3 separate regions of the Homo sapiens genome follow, and regions 2 and 3 are each linked to region 1. Evidence: chromatin loops called from intact Hi-C (ENCODE). Cell type or tissue: mammary epithelial cell. All regions are shown on one strand.

Region 1 (2,500 bases):
ACGAAGAGTTTAAAGAGAAAAGGGAAAAAAGAAAGAAAAAGTAAGCAGGGCTGGCTTCGCCCGCGTTCTCGTCGTCGGATCAAGGAGCGCGGCGGCGTTTTGGACCCGCGCTCCCATCCCCCACCTTCCCGGGCCGGGGACCCACTCTGCCCAGCCGGAGGGACGCGGAGGAGGAAGAGGGTAGACAGGGGCGACCTGTGATTGTTGTTATTGATGTTGTTGTTGATGGCAAAAAAAAAAAAGCGACTTCGAGTTTGCTCCCCTTTGCTTGAAGAGACCCCCTCCCCCTTCCAACGAGCTTCCGGACTTGTCTGCACCCCCAGCAAGAAGGCGAGTTAGTTTTCTAGAGACTTGAAGGAGTCTCCCCCTTCCTGCATCACCACCTTGGTTTTGTTTTATTTTGCTTCTTGGTCAAGAAAGGAGGGGAGAACCCAGCGCACCCCTCCCCCCCTTTTTTTAAACGCGTGATGAAGACAGAAGGCTCCGGGGTGACGAATTTGGCCGATGGCAGATGTTTTGGGGGAACGCCGGGACTGAGAGACTCCACGCAGGCGAATTCCCGTTTGGGGCTTTTTTTTCCTCCCTCTTTTCCCCTTGCCCCCTCTGCAGCCGGAGGAGGAGATGTTGAGGGGAGGAGGCCAGCCAGTGTGACCGGCGCTAGGAAATGACCCGAGAACCCCGTTGGAAGCGCAGCAGCGGGAGCTAGGGGCGGGGGCGGAGGAGGACACGAACTGGAAGGGGGTTCACGGTCAAACTGAAATGGATTTGCACGTTGGGGAGCTGGCGGCGGCGGCTGCTGGGCCTCCGCCTTCTTTTCTACGTGAAATCAGTGAGGTGAGACTTCCCAGACCCCGGAGGCGTGGAGGAGAGGAGACTGTTTGATGTGGTACAGGGGCAGTCAGTGGAGGGCGAGTGGTTTCGGAAAAAAAAAAAGAAAAAAAGAAAAAAAAAGAAAAAAAAAAGATTTTTTTCTTCTCTTAATCGGAATCGTGATGGTGTTGGATTATTTCAATGGTGGGGTTAATATAGCATGTTATCCTGTCTATCTTTTAAAGATTTCTGTATAAGACTGTTGAGCAGTTTTTAAAATAGTGTAGGATAATATAAAAAGCAGATAGATGGCGCTATGTTTGATTCCTACAACGAAATTATCACCAGCTTTTTTTCATTCTTAACTCTTTAAAGGATTCAAACGCAACTCAAATCTGTGCTGGACTTTAAAAAAACAATTCAGGACCAAATTTTTTCTCAGTGTGTGTGTTTATTCCTTATAGGTGTAAATGAGAAGACGTGTTTTTTTCCTTCACCGATGCTCCATCCTCGTATTTCTTTTTCCTTGTAAATGTAATCAGATGCCATTTTATATGTGGACGTATTTATACTGGCCAAACATATTTTTTCTTTTGTCCCTTTTTTTCTTTCCTTTCTTTTTACTTCCTTTATTTCTTTATTCCTTCCTTTTCCTTTTTTTCTTTTTTTTTTCTTTTTTTTTTTTTTTTTTTGGTAGTTGTTGTTACCCACGCCATTTTACGTCTCCTTCACTGAAGGGCTAGAGTTTTAACTTTTAATTTTTTATATTTAAATGTAGACTTTTGACACTTTTAAAAAACAAAAAAAGACAAGAGAGATGAAAACGTTTGATTATTTTCTCAGTGTATTTTTGTAAAAAATATATAAAGGGGGTGTTAATCGGTGTAAATCGCTGTTTGGATTTCCTGATTTTATAACAGGGCGGCTGGTTAATATCTCACACAGTTTAAAAAATCAGCCCCTAATTTCTCCATGTTTACACTTCAATCTGCAGGCTTCTTAAAGTGACAGTATCCCTTAACCTGCCACCAGTGTCCACCCTCCGGCCCCCGTCTTGTAAAAAGGGGAGGAGAATTAGCCAAACACTGTAAGCTTTTAAGAAAAACAAAGTTTTAAACGAAATACTGCTCTGTCCAGAGGCTTTAAAACTGGTGCAATTACAGCAAAAAGGGATTCTGTAGCTTTAACTTGTAAACCACATCTTTTTTGCACTTTTTTTATAAGCAAAAACGTGCCGTTTAAACCACTGGATCTATCTAAATGCCGATTTGAGTTCGCGACACTATGTACTGCGTTTTTCATTCTTGTATTTGACTATTTAATCCTTTCTACTTGTCGCTAAATATAATTGTTTTAGTCTTATGGCATGATGATAGCATATGTGTTCAGGTTTATAGCTGTTGTGTTTAAAAATTGAAAAAAGTGGAAAACATCTTTGTACATTTAAGTCTGTATTATAATAAGCAAAAAGATTGTGTGTATGTATGTTTAATATAACATGACAGGCACTAGGACGTCTGCCTTTTTAAGGCAGTTCCGTTAAGGGTTTTTGTTTTTAAACTTTTTTTTGCCATCCATCCTGTGCAATATGCCGTGTAGAATATTTGTCTTAAAATTCAAGGCCACAAAAACAATGTTTGGGGGAAAAAAAAGAAAAAATCATGCCAGCTAATCATGTCAAGTTCACTGC
Region 2 (2,500 bases), 640 kb after region 1:
GTCCCATAGGGGATTCTAATATACTCCCAGTGGTGAGAAACACAAGTTTAGATTGGTAGAATAAAACAATGTCTTTCAATATTTTTTCCCAATAATTATTCTAGCTATATGGTAGGTTTTCTTGCTCTAAGTTGATGTATGATATTAAAAGCATATTTGAAAGAATAAATGATTTTGCATAGTGATATGGTTTGGCTCTGTGTCCCCACCCAAATATCATCTTGAATTTTACTACCATAATTCCCATGTGTTGTGAGAGGGACCTGGTGGGAGAAAATTGAATCATGGAGGCAGTTCCCCCATACTGTTCTCCTCATAGTGAATAAGTCTCATGAGATCTGATGGTTTGATATGGTGAAACCCGTTTTGCTTGGCTCTCATTCTCTTCTCTTGTCTGCCACCATGTGAGATGTGCCTTTCAACTTCCACCATGATTGTGAGGTCTCCCAAGGCACGTAACTGTAAGTCCAATAAACCTCTTTCTTTTGTAAATTGCCCAGTATCAGATATGTCTTTATCAGCAGCATGAAAATGGACTAATATGCATTGTTTTAAATTAAATTTGTATGAATAGCATGGCATTTGCTTGGCATAGAGTAGAAAACCACATAAAAGAATATAGCATGTTTTATGGGATATCAGCATATGGGGCATGCCAAGTTGAATTTCAGACCGGAGTTAAGTCAAGAGGAAGATGGCAGTGTAACTGTCTCAGACTGTTATATGCCAGAGACTACACTCCTGAGTTTCATAGTCAGTTGTTGCAGCACAACTGCTATGGTTTAAATGTCCCCTCCAAAACTCATGTTGGAATTTAATCCCCAATGTGGCAGTATTGAGAAGTGGAGTCCTTAAGAGATGATTGGGTCATGAGGGCAGGATTAATCCATTCATAGATTAATAAGCTAATGGATTAGTGGGTTATCATGGGAATGGGACTGGTGGCTTTGTAAGAGAGGAAGAGAAATCTGACCTAGCACACTCAGCCTCCTCATCATGTGATGCCCTGAATCAACTTGGGAATCTGCAGAGAGTCCCCACCAGCAAGAAGGCCCTCATCAAATGTAGTCCCTTAACCTTGGACTTCTCAGCCTCCATAATTTAAGAAATAAATTCCCTTTCTTTATAAATTACCTAGTTTCAAGTATTCTGTTATAAGCAACAGAAAACGGACTGAGATAACTACTTAAGAAACATCCTCATTAAATTGCATGAAGGGAGTTTGCAAGTGGTGGCTTGGAGCACTGCTAGCTGACAGGCACAGAAGTCATGCTTATTGTAACACAATTCTGCTGGGCAGGAAGGAGGACAACCCAAGCCATCTGCTGCACATCACGATGAGGGGAATGACCAAACGCTAGTTGAACAGATGAAATAACTGAGAGGCAGCCAAGCTGTCTGGTGGTACAAGACTGGTGAGTAACAAGAGCAAACAAATCTTCCTAGACATGGAATAGACAAGAAGAGGAGTGATGACTCACTGAAATAGAGGCTGTGGTTTGATTCTCCATACTTGGGAAAGATCAGGCTGTGCTAACCTGCTTTCAGATTCAGAGAGGTGCAGCAAACTTGCATGGGGTAGGGCTGAGAGTCCTGGTGAGGAGCGTACTGACATAAGGGACCTGAACACTTCCTGAAAAGTGGCACATTCCAAGGGACTGAGAGAATCCAGGATTTGGAAACATAGGGTTTTCTCTGCATTTGCCATTACCTGGTGATAATGACCCGAGGGTGGGTTTTCACATCAAGTCAGATGAGTGGTGTCTTTTGGAAAAAGAACAGCCAAGATCTGGAGGAGCTAGAGCTTCCAAAGAGGCACAAGGGGGAACGGTGCCAAGAGTGTGAGTCTGAGATTTCTCACACAGATTCTGGGGCCACCTATTTTCTTAACACCGTCTGTTTTGTTTATGTTCCTCTACTGCTTTCCACTGATGCTTCTTTCTTACAGAGGAAAAATGCAAAATCCTGTGTCAGTGTATTTTACTTAAATGATAAGTGATTCAGATGGGCTGTGTGATGTTACTCATTTCAATATTAATGGCATCAGAGTGATTCAATAGATAATATTTTCCTAACTTATCTGAAATAGTTATTTGGAATTGTTCGCACAGTTATTTTATCAAGATTTTCTATTTATGGCGTAAAACATAAGGCAAGTAAGATAAATCATTTCATATTGATGAGGAAAATAAGAAAAAGGCTCTGTAGTTTTATTTTCTTCCCTTGGACTTTAACACTTTCAATGAAAAGACCTCAAGGCATATGCTTCTTTGAGATAAAATACATTTTGCATCACTGTCTTTCCTCTCACATCATGGGTCTCTGCCTTCACCCTCTCAGATGGTGGCTCAGAGGCATGTCTTATCTCTTCCAAACATGCATCATGCCATGTTATATTTCTTAAATGAATGAAAACCTTGTTTAAACAGGGGAGCAATATAATGATCACCTCACCTGTTTAAATGACTGTATGAGTATGCTTTGGTCATCATCATTAAAA
Region 3 (2,500 bases), 270 kb after region 1:
TCATGTATCAGCACCATAGGTTTTATCATTTATATAATCCTTTTTTCTGTCACTGTCAAGATTTTAAAGGGGGGATTATGGTTTGACTTAAAGAGAGTAGGCAATTCAGGCATACCACACAAAGCTGTTAAATCTCAGAGGCTTGAGATTTCTTGGCTCCTTTTAAGTTTTGGAAGCAGAGCACTCCTAGGGAATGCTATTCGGAATTGGCTTCATGGAGAAAATGTAGCTTTTGGGCAGTTAGCTTTTGAAGCTGAGAGAGGATAATAGGTTGGTGAACAAGAAGGCAAAAGTTGCTTCAGGTTTGAAAAATAAAGGAGTGAGGAGGTGATAGTCTTGTGAAGACTCTCACTGTAATAGTTCTTTGCAGGACCAAGTGGTTCTCCAGATCGAGCTCAATTTTCCCCTGAGTGCATTTTCTGAGTTGTGATAAAGCCCAGGTACCCTCTTACGGAGCGACTTATCTCTTTGTGCCCAATTGCTAGGGCTGTGCTATCATCTTGGCCAACTGCCCATTTCCTTTGGGTCTGAGAGAACATTTCAATTTAAATCTGATTGTATAGATTTAGGACTTGGGGGAAAAAAAGGTATCTGGAGTGACTTTTTTTTTTTTTTTTTTTTTGAGACGGAGTCTTGCTCTTTGCCCAGGCTGGATTGCAATGGTGCAATCTCAGCTCACTGCAACCTCTGCCTCCTGGGTTCAAGTGATTCTCCTGCCTCAGCCTCTGAATAGCTGGGACTACAGGTGCGTGCCACCACGCTCGGCTAATTTTTTTTTGTATTTTTAGTAGAGATGGGGTTTCACCATGTTGGCCAGGATGGTCTCGATCTCTTGACCTCGTGATCCACCTGCTTCGGCCTCCCAAAGTGCTGGGATTATAGGTGTGAGCCACTGTGCCCGGCCAACTTTTTTCTTTCTCTGCCTCCTACTATGAGAGTTCCCATCTTTGATGGATGACTCAGAATTCAAATTACACCTAGAAGCAAACACATCAGGCTTGAGGGTAGAGAGGGAGAGAAAAGAACAACTGTCCCATCTGTGTTTCATCCTGAGTGGGAGGTTCAAATCTAGGTATTGGCAGAATGAGATAAAGGAAGGAGAGATTGAGAAAGAGTGGAAGTGGGATGGAAAGTTATTAAGGGAAGTCATTCCAGGACAGTTTTCACCCACTCAGTAGATTACAGGACGCCATGGAAGAACTGAACTACCTCGGTAGGCTGCACCTCAGGCTCTGTGCAGACTAATGTTTTTATTGCTTAACAGGTATTGAGTCACCTTGTTAAATGCCATCCCTAATATAGAGATGGGCTTATTCCTTGCCCCAAAGCTATTGGGAGCCTAGTTAGGAAGACACGTAACACACACAGGTCCCAACACCACACAAGAATGGTGCTCCTGTCATTCTATTAAGTGGCTTACCAGGTGGAATGAAGTTATCTTGCTGGGAGTCCTCTGCCAGCGAGTTCAGTCTGATGAGAAATTTGAAATTTGATGCAACCACATTGCATCAATAGTAAGGGTTTTGGGAAGGCTTCGCTTTGCTATATGTTGAGAGAGACTTGATTCTTGGCACCGAGGAGGAGAGCTAATGGCCCTCACCCTGCACGTGCTTGAGTGTGAAGTGGTTAAAACAAAATTTTCTTTTACTTTTTAATTTTAGGTGATATTTTGATAGGGTCATAAGAATAGTGTTTCCTACCTAGGCCCATTGCTAATACCACTGTATTAAGTCTTCTTAGAAGCCCATGAATTCTCTGGCTAAAAAGTCCTGGGGGCTCCCTGTGCTAGACGTAGGGGGACATATAAATGGTTTTGAATTTCAGTTTCTATGTCAGTGAGAATTCTGTGCCAGAAAAGAGCATCTGCTCTTTATTTTACAGATGAGGAAATTTAGTCCCAGAGAGAGCGTGATTTGCCTCTTCCCTTGAGATTAGCCAGCAGAGTCAATAAGAAAAATCTAGGTCTTCTGATTCAGTCCAGTGCCTTTCTCTGTATGTCGCACTGTTTCCCTCATTATCTTGAGATTTGCTGGAGCCACAGGACTGCACAATGGTTGTGCATATGTGGATTTGAGTGCCACAGCTGAATTAACTCATGTCAATCTCAGTCCCAAGCCTGTTCCCACAACACGTGGTAAATCGTCACTCCTTGTGGTCTCAGAATTGGGTGCCTGGAGGATATCATAATCACCAGGGATAGTTTTTTCTGTTGCTGCCTGGTGCACACATCTCCTCTGCCTTGACTTGTCTGAAGTCTTTCCCTCTTTGAGGCAGGGACTGAAGGGGTGGAGCCCAGCTGTGCAAGTGCAAAGGCATGCAGCCCTAAGCTGAGCCTAATTTGAGCCCATTGAGTAGTACTAATTTTGACTCATTATATTTTTGAAAATTCAGGGCATAGGTTTTTTGTTTGTTTTTTGAGACAGAGTCTCACTCTGCTGCTCAGGCTGAAGTGCAGTGGCGTGATCTCTGCTCACTGCAACTTCCGCCTCCGAGATTTGAG

What was found. Hi-C counts contacts between places; a loop is a spot of excess contacts. Peaks named below come from ENCODE experiments on the same cell type or tissue, not always from the same donor. Only the 100,000 strongest peaks of a DNase experiment are listed, where the experiment ranks them.
Region 2: it touches region 1 in a loop (5-fold over the local background); 8 of 110 quality-filtered maps call a loop at or near these places.
Region 3: it touches region 1 in a loop (8-fold over the local background); 4 of 110 quality-filtered maps call a loop at or near these places.

Annotation. Positions count from the first base shown.
Region 1 is chr6:21,596,040-21,598,539 of GRCh38, forward strand. It overlaps SOX4 (SRY-box transcription factor 4), which reads left to right. Exons shown (of 1, transcript NM_003107.3): 1 at 1-2,500. Among named protein-coding and RNA genes, the nearest start is that of SOX4, 3.5 kb to the left of the region's middle. RefSeq lists an enhancer at 273-472. In mammary epithelial cell, CTCF peaks have their summits at 678 and 1,138; DNase peaks (open chromatin) are centred at 442 and 522; H3K4me3 peaks cover 2,500 bases; H3K27ac peaks cover 2,474 bases.
Region 2 is chr6:22,235,403-22,237,902 of GRCh38, forward strand. No RefSeq gene overlaps it. Among named protein-coding and RNA genes, the nearest start is that of PRL, 60 kb to the right of the region's middle. In mammary epithelial cell, no CTCF peak of the experiment used is centred here; a DNase peak (open chromatin) is centred at 1,499; H3K27ac peaks cover 1,553 bases.
Region 3 is chr6:21,868,302-21,870,801 of GRCh38, forward strand. All of the region lies in intron 4 of CASC15 (cancer susceptibility 15), which reads left to right. Among named protein-coding and RNA genes, the nearest start is that of CASC15, 200 kb to the left of the region's middle. In mammary epithelial cell, no CTCF peak of the experiment used is centred here; DNase peaks (open chromatin) are centred at 1,280 and 2,200; H3K27ac peaks cover 1,232 bases.